Regions from separate parts of the Homo sapiens genome. Here region 2 is linked to region 1. Evidence: chromatin contacts called from ENCODE Hi-C or POLR2A ChIA-PET data. All regions are on one chromosome and are shown on one strand. Each heading gives the region's core, a stretch centred on a gene start or an enhancer-like site at or near the end of the contact. The rest is flanking DNA. Distances are from core to core; before and after follow the strand shown. Region 1 has its middle 230 kb from the start of LINC02227. Region 2 has its middle 14 kb from the start of LINC02227.

Evidence for each region. A loop is a pair of places that touch in the nucleus more often than their neighbours do. ChIA-PET counts read pairs that join two places held with the same protein, here RNA polymerase II (POLR2A). Pooled maps may share reads with other maps.
Region 2: a map of heart right ventricle shows a loop between it and region 1 (4-fold over the local background). The contact joins two enhancer-like sites. A Hi-C loop is called at or near these places in 8 of 168 maps with a recorded cell type or tissue (Panc1, Right ventricle myocardium inferior, cardiac septum and 2 more) and 9 of 50 pooled maps. POLR2A ChIA-PET finds 5 or more read pairs at or near these places in 1 of 52 experiments (activated T-cell).

Annotation. Positions count from the first base shown.
Region 1 is chr5:158,173,316-158,177,506 of GRCh38, forward strand. No RefSeq gene overlaps it. Among named protein-coding and RNA genes, the nearest start is that of LINC02227, 230 kb to the right of the region's middle. Within about 2 kb of position 1,781, at least 6 of the 41 ENCODE cell types and tissues checked have a DNase peak (open chromatin) inside an H3K27ac peak, as active enhancers do.
Region 2 is chr5:158,421,219-158,425,409 of GRCh38, forward strand. No RefSeq gene overlaps it. Among named protein-coding and RNA genes, the nearest start is that of LINC02227, 14 kb to the left of the region's middle. Within about 2 kb of position 2,058, at least 2 of the 41 ENCODE cell types and tissues checked have a DNase peak (open chromatin) inside an H3K27ac peak, as active enhancers do.

The sequences.
Region 1 (4,191 bases), core at 531-3,030:
GCAAAGAAGAGGCCTTTTCTGAAAGCCCTTGGAGCAGGTCACATATATATTCAGACATCCAGAACATCAGCATGTCCCTTAACCTAGTTTTCTCATTTAAGTTCAAGAAAGAAACCTGATTCCTGCTCAAGGCTCTTATTGCAAAATCTTAGAACTGGAAGGGACTTCGGAGATGACCTAACCCGACAAATATATAATATTCATCTTTCTACTGTCCAATCCTGTGCCCATAGCAATGGCAGCCATTGCTAATGGATGACAGTGTTCTCTCTGGAAAGGCCTAAATGCAGCCTCAGAACCCTTTAATGCCTAGTGATCCAAGCAACAGTGGAGTTGACCACCAACTCCAACCAGGACCTTCAACGTTTAGCTTCGCTCTCTTCACATGCTTCCTTCTTGGGTCTGTAGGATGAGGGACTTGGGGAATCTCGCATGGGCAATACAAGAATTTCTGTCTTCATTTGATGTTACCAGGAGCAACTGGAGATCTTGGGAAAAAGCAAATAGGTCAGGAGATATGAAGTTAGGGTCTAGTCTTGGTATTGCCACAAAGGAGCTGAGGGATCATAGGCAAGACACAAGCTCTCTGGACCTCAGTTTTCCTCATCTGTAAAATGAAGGGCTTGAGAGGACTACACAATGGCCCTGGGCCTTCTTTCAGAAGTGTGGCCTTGGGATGTTTTTGGTATGTTGAGATATATAGTGCTGATAGATGTTCCCTGCTCCTGAGAGGCAGGGTCTATGTTGTGCACATGCCCTACTCCAGCAAGGGCAAGCATGGGACCATCCCGCTGCCCCTCCATACTCCCATGCCTGTAGCAGACATTGACAGTCATTCACAGCACTCTTTTCTGCCCCATATGGATTTGATCTTAGAATCCTTCTCACTCTCTTTGGCAAGGGGTCTGAGCAGCCACCACCAACTGATCAGAGTTTGCAAGAGAAAAGAAAACCATCTGCCATCTGTTATGGGCTGAATTGTGTTCTTCCAGAAGTTGATGTTGAAGTCATAAACCCCCACTATCTCAGAATGCGGGCATATTTGGAGATAGGGTCTTTACAGAAGGAAAGACGAAACCGTGATAGAAAAAGGAAAGAGAAAGAAAGATTGCCACTTAACTCCAGATGGAGCCTAAGCCATCCTCTAGACTGCTTTGGGAAATTCTATTTTGTTTTGCTTTGGAAAAAATCACCTGAAGGCTGGGCGCGGTGGCTCACGCCTGTAATCCCAGCACTTTGGGAGGCTGAGGCGGGCGGATCACAAGGTCAGGAGATCGAGACCATCCTGGCTAACACGGTGAAACCCCATCTGTACTAAAAAAATACAAAAAACTTAGCCATGTGTGTGGCGGGTGCCTGTAGTCCCAGCTACTTGGGAGGCTGAGGCAGGAGAATGGCGTGAACCTGGGAGGCGGAGCTTGTGGTGAGCCGAGATGGTGCCACTGCACTCCAGCCTGGGCGACAAAGCGAGACTCCGTCTCAAAAAAAAAAAAAAAAAAAAAAAAAAGTCACCTTAAGTCCCAAGCATCAGACGCAGACTGTTGGCTCACCTAGAACGTTCTAGCTTTTTCTAGGAACTAAGGCCACAGATGGAAACAAAATCAGGCACTGGAGAAATAGGGGTGATTGGAAGACACTTAAATCTTCAACAAGGCTAAAGGGTTAAATCACATTTTTTCAGACCTGTTGGGGTTTGACTGGCTGAGACTTAAAAAGAGAAGCTGGGAACCAGGGAGCCTGCAGCTGGGAAAGTTTTTCTTCTCGCCTCTCAGCTAAGGGTCTGGCATTTCACCTGCTAGATGGCGCTGTCCTCTAAGGAAAGGCACCAGCTCAGCTTGAATGGGGGCTCAGTCAAGGAAACAGGGAACAACTAAAGTTGAAAAGAATTGATGGGCGGGAGTAGAGGGGATGGAGGCAGCCCTTTCCCCAGCAGCAACATCTCCTTCTGTGGTAGTGGCTCTTGTTCTCTTTATAGCTTTTATTTTGCAGTGTGGGAGTTTTGTATACTTCATCTGAAAAGTTACAGGGCCTTTGCTCTGAAGGAAAGTGAATAAGAAAATGAGCATGTGTGTGTGTGTGCGCACGTGTGTGTTTTGTGTATTATTGTCAGGAGGCAGGGATGGTCATGGAGGTCCCACCCCAAGGCTGCAACCTACAAATGACACGTCTCAGCCCTGGTCTTTGGCCTTGACTTACACCAGATCAGTGGGAAAAAGAAACAGTAAGTCCTTTCTCTATCCTGCCTGTAGAACCAGATGCCTGGGACTCTTGGTGGCTTTGCTCTGAAACCTTCTAGCTCAGCTCCATTTAGGGGCAAACTGCATGTAGGCACTGAGACCTCCGTTTCCGTGCAATTTTATTGTTAGACTGACAGGCTGGCTCCTGGTCTGCATGTGAAATCAGGGACACAGCCTGCAACTACTCCCACTCTATCAGCAGCCAGAAAGAAGGAAAACAAAGATAAGGGGAGGGGTGATGGGGGGATGGAAACCAGGAGGGGACCCATGAGGGAGGGGAGGGAGGAGCAGAGAGAGGAGACAAGGGACAAAGAACAGAGGTGAAAGATGAAGGGTGTGGGGAAGGGAGAGTGGGGCAAGGATGACCAGGTGTCCAGAAAGGAAGAAAAGGGCAATGGGGAGAGGCCACTGGGAAGCAGAGAGGCCGGCAGGCTGGCAGAAGTGGGAAGAAGACACAAGTGAAGGGAGGGGAGGGAGGCTTCCTTAAGCAAACAGGAAGACAGGAGGAAGGGAAGTCTAGTAATTAGGGAAAAGCTGACCAAAACCCAGAAAGGAGGAGAAGACTACTACAGTAAGGAAGCTGCAGAAAAGCCAGGCAGGAGATAGAGACAAGGAAGCTTTGAGGCAGGAGGCTCTGGAAACAAGGGAGGCAGAGAGCAGAGCTGAGCTAAGAAAGGAAAAAATCCAGGAGAGGGAACCAGGAAAACAACACAAATGAGAGTGAAGGAACAGGGAAAGAGCCATTAAAAGAATGCTTACCTTATAGTCGTAAAAACTGGAATGTGTGTGTTTTGGCCTGCGGCCATTGTCCAGGAAACACAGTGTGGCTTTTAAGCAAGTTGTGGAGTGGCGGCATCCACATGTTAGTAGCTCGCCCTGGTCTGCTGCTTTGCAATGCAGCTGTGCGGAGCTGCCCTCTTGTTGGCTGGCAGCCTGGTGCTGGGGACATCTGATGGGGTCTGCTGTTTGGACAGAGGGGCATGCCTGCTCCATTTATGGTGCTCCAAGTTCAGGCATCAACATCTTTTCCAGGACAAGAGTTGAGATGTGGTCCCTTTGAGGATGTTTCTCGGAGGGACTGTGGTTGAGGTTCTCAGAGGGCAGAGGGGGAGACATGGTTAAAGGCCATAGAGGGTGGAGATTTAGGGAACGGCCTCTGGAGTCTGATGGCCACCATTCAGTTCCTCGTTTTATCAATTCACTGCATAAACTAGCTCATGTCACTTCATCTCTCTAGACCTCTCTGGGCCTCAGCAACTCATCTGTAAAATGGGGTCGCAATCATACCTGTCTCATAGGGTTCTGTCTGGTAAGGCTTAACTGAGATGATCATGTGTCTATCAGAGTGGCTAGCTCATATTAATGCTCACTCAATGTTAGTATGCTTATTGCTGTTAGTGTGATGTTAGCATATTAAATGTTAGTAGGATTCTGTGTATGATCATTAAGGACTATATAACTGTATGGGTGTCTGTGTGTGTGTTCTGGGGGACTGGTCCTTAATGCAGACTAAGGGGCTTAGATTTGAGGATATTTTATCATGAGAATTATCTGTGCAAAGCATTGTTTGGGAAAATAAATCCAGTGGTGACACATGGGCTTCTCTGGGGAGCAGGGAGACCATTTTGGTGACCAGAGCATGCATGAGAGAATGGGGTCCTGAACTAGGGGACATGGGTGCTAAAAAAGATTTAAAGGGCATTTTGAGAGACACCCCAAATCCAAAGAACTTTATGATTGGATGGGTAGGTGGTAGGAGAGGGAAATTTGACTCCAAGGTTTTGAGACCAAGAACAGGAGTAAGAGGGAGCTCTCAAGCTAAGAATGATTTTTACACTTTCAAAGGATTGAAATAAGCCAAAAACAGAAACAAAGGTATATGGCAGAACTGGTATGTGGTCTGCAAAACCTAAACTATTTACTATTCAGCCATTTACCAAGTTACCTCACCCCT
Region 2 (4,191 bases), core at 808-3,307, 250 kb after region 1:
ATGCATTAGGGCAGCCTGATATTATGCAACCCTCCTTGGCTTCTTAGGGAGAGGAAAGAGCAAATGCATCCCTCAGGTAGCTCCAATTGTTTCCATTTCTTTTCTCTCTCTACACCTTTACACCAATCCCAAGAGGTGAGAACGGATGCAGAGCTCCTTGACTCTGGCTACACCACTTACTCACAAAGATTATGAAAAATCATAAAAATGTCAACTTCTGTATTTCAATTCTGTAAACTATACATGCAGTAGTCTCTGCACTTAGTTCCCATCATTACAGCTTGAGCGAGAAGGCTTCAGCTTTATGCTTGAATAACAAATAGAATGGTACCCGCCCCTTTGACAGGTGGTCTGTGAAGCGCGAATGTTTCTCCAGCCTGCTTACCAGAAACAAGTCCCAGGCTGTGTCTGAAAAATATTTTGGCGCTGTCATTGCCTTAGACATTGGCATGGACAAGGTCCTTTGAGGAAAGTTATCTGGTCAAACTGAGAAATATCAGTGGCAGAATGACAGAAGGCCTAGAAAATATGTGATTTGGTTGTATTTCTACAAGTAAGTAATGCTAAAGGAAAATGATGGCAGCTAACACATACTGAGCTTCAACTCGGTGTCAGGCACTTAGCTGAATGTTCTTTGCACTTTACAGTATTTTATCTTCATGACACTGTGATCATTTTACAATTGAAGAAATAGAGGATCAAGTGTTTGTTGAAGGTTGCAGAGCTAGTGAATAGTGATTTGAAAATTGGCAATCTATCACCAGAACCTATGCTCTTTTTCTCATACCATCTTTCCTCTTGCTAATCTCTTTTTAAGCTCCTGAATTTATAGATAATATATTATATATGAATATATGTAATTTATAATATACATATTATATATATATATCACTTCAAAGTTAGAGATACAAGCTGCTTTAATAGTTAGAACTATCTTTGGATGGGCATTTCTGCAAGAATTTTTTTTGTAACCTAAGAAAGAAATGTTAATAATACTGAGACCTCATAGTTCATAGTTCGTAGAGACCCTTGGTTCACATGATAAATCACCTCTGAAATGGCTTTGGGGATGAAACTCATGAAGCCTGTCTACTACTTTGCAGGGAAAAACTCAGGGTCACTTTTTGAGCAAACTCTTTCACTGGGCATACTCAACCAGGAGAAACATTACCCCAGAGAGACAAATAATCATCCCATTCTTGAGGAAGTCTGGACTGTTTTTCTAGCACACATGGACAACTCATAATTATTCTTAAGTAACCCTGAGAATTTTAACATGAATTGAGTTGTGTGTTTCTTGTTAAATGGATCATAAGGTGTAAACTCTCCATCCTCATGAGGGGGAATCAAGCAGGGCTGAAGGATTATCAATTATTAGTCAAGTATGTGGCAGAACTTATCCCTACCATGAATGGGTGGTTGGGATAAATGAACCTAAAGTGCTATTTTGTTTCTAGGATCATAGACATTAGGATTTTACAGGTTTCCTTTTCAATTTCTGCCCAGTTTGCTTTCTCAGGGATGTTCCTTCCCACCATCCAGGAAGGAATGGAGACAAGCTCCCAGAACTCATGCTGGTCCAGCTTGACTCTATCCTTAGCCACAGATGACTATACCAGAAGAGGTTACAGATCTACAGTGAGTCAATCAACCTCCCTTCCTTGGGAATTTGGAATCGCGACGAAGAAAAGCAAATCTGGGCTGACCTTTGAAACAGAAAATTTAAACAAGAGAATACTGTGTTCCCCATGTAGAACTGGGTTAAGAAGCTAGTGCATGAAGTGAGAGAAGCAAAGATGAAGAGTGGTGAGAAAACACTGCCTGTGTACTGATGACCTCTGATTTCCAGTTCTCATTCTTTCTGTGGACTTTGGGTTCTATGACACACTCCTGTATCTTTGCAATGAATACCCCTAACTAATGGGTGTGTGTTACCTGTAACCAACAAGAAGAGGCTCAGCTAAGAAAGAGATGAATAGGGATCGGCCTTTTTTTTTTTTTTTTTCAATATTGGTGGAACAAGAAGCATTTCCTGACTTGCAAGGCCACAGCGGAGCTTCAACTCGCAGGCTGGAGTGGGTCCAACCCCACTTCTCCATGTATTTCATCTTTGCTGCTTGTGAGTCCGTGAACGCTCAGGGGATTCCATTTCTGTGTTAGAGAAGTGGTATGAGTGCAAGGGAGATTTACGGGGTTTCATCTGATTTAGCTGTAGCTTAGAGGGTTTAGTAAAAAAGAAGGGTACAAGTGAAGGAAAGGCTAGCCAAGAAAGTAAGCTCAGAAAACTATGATTTAGATGAAATCCAACCATTACATCTCAGAATTCAGCCCAAGTCTCACTCTCTTTAGGTGTGTGAGACGTTATGTTGTCATTTCCATAGAAGTTCATAGAGACCCTTGGTTCACATGATAAATCACCTCTGAAAATGGCTTTGGGAGTGAAACTCATGAAGCCTGTCTACTACTTCGCAGGGAAAAACTTGGGGTTACTTTTTGAGCAAACTCTTTCACTGGGCATACTTAACCAGGAGAAACATTACCCCAGAGAGACAAATAATCTTCCCATTCTTGAGGAAGTCTGGACTGTTTTTCTAGCACACATGGACAACTCATAATTATTCTTAAGTAACCCTGAGAATTTTAACATGAATTGAGTTATGTGTTTCTTGTTAAATGGATCAAATTTCAACAAAGCCCGGGAAACATCTTGAAAATCACATGAATGCAATTTCCAAAGAAAACAATCCAAGAATTACTGCCAAAAAGTTTTATTTCCACTAGGAAGGAAAAGAAGAGTTTCATTTTGCCCCCCACACAGACTGTATGTTCAATCTGTGGTCTGCAGTGGAAAATTCTCCTGATTTTGCTCAATTCAGGGGAGGAGAGAAATGAAGGAGGCTATTGTTATTTGAGTGAGTGATAAAACTGTCTTTCTTTCTCTAGTATTAATATGTTATTAGCATTTTCAATTTGATTCTACAAATATTGAGTTTTACTGGTGTGTGTGGTACAATGGGAAGCAGGACAAAAAGCTTAACACGCGATGACTGTCTCATGGGCTTTACAAATTAGACCTACAAGTAGGGCACTGCCAGCCCACACGGAGTCCTTGTGTAAATTAGAAAAAGATGACCCTTCCAGGCAGATGCAGCCTTGTGGGTAACCAGTGAGCAACCAAGGGACATTTGTGCAAATTAGAAAAAGCACCTTCTTCCTCTGGTGGGCACAATCTTGCACCAGAGTGAACATCTTGATTTTATCCTCCCTCCCTGTTGACAAGGTGCTTTTATGCAGGATACAACTTGCCCATGTGACTGCAACAGGACATATAAAGGGATCATCTGAGAATTACTCATGGTCAAAATGGAAACAATGCAACCACCATTCTCAAACTTCAGTGAGTAGAAGAATCATGGCAGCTTGCTAAAATGCCCGAGTCTCATCTCAGATATTCTGATTCAGGATGACTGAGGTAAGGTCCAGAGATATGCATTTGTAATGTGTTCACCTAGGTGTTTTTGATGCAGGTAATCCAAAAACAACACTTTGAGAAGTCAAGGTATGAGAAGCAAAGGCTGTGAGTCATTTGGAAAATGACATCAAGGCTGGCTGAACTTATTGGAGGAGGCCTACAGAAGATGGGGAATTTTAGTTAAATAATAAATGAATAGTAATTTCTACAACTTTTGCCTTAGTCAAAAAATGTTTTTGTTCTCCAAAATGGATGAGAAAAGCTCAGATAGGCTTATTTGCAATTGTCTAGAAAAAAAAAATGACAACTGAAAGAAAATTTTTCTAAGATGAATCCCTAAAATGAGTGTTGTGTGGAGGACTGAAGCCTTTATAGAATTACTGCTAACTTCTGCTTTTGGATAAAAAAAAAAAAAAATAAAGAATCCCTACGTTAGCTGGGACAATGCAAACACTGGCAATGGCACCAAGACACCCCAGAGATATACCTCTGTAACTATCTTCCTGTCTGCTTCCCAGAATGTTCTTTCAGCAGCACCCCTGACTCTCCAAGGTGCCTCTGATAATCCCAGTGCATGCTTAATAGCAGAAAACAACCCTGGCTTCTGGCATGACAAGGTTTTTTTCTGGAAATGGGACTGTGGTACACATGGAATGGGGGTTTCCATTACAAATGTTCATAGTGTGTTTGAGGCCTTCAGCCTAGAGCTTTCTACTTTT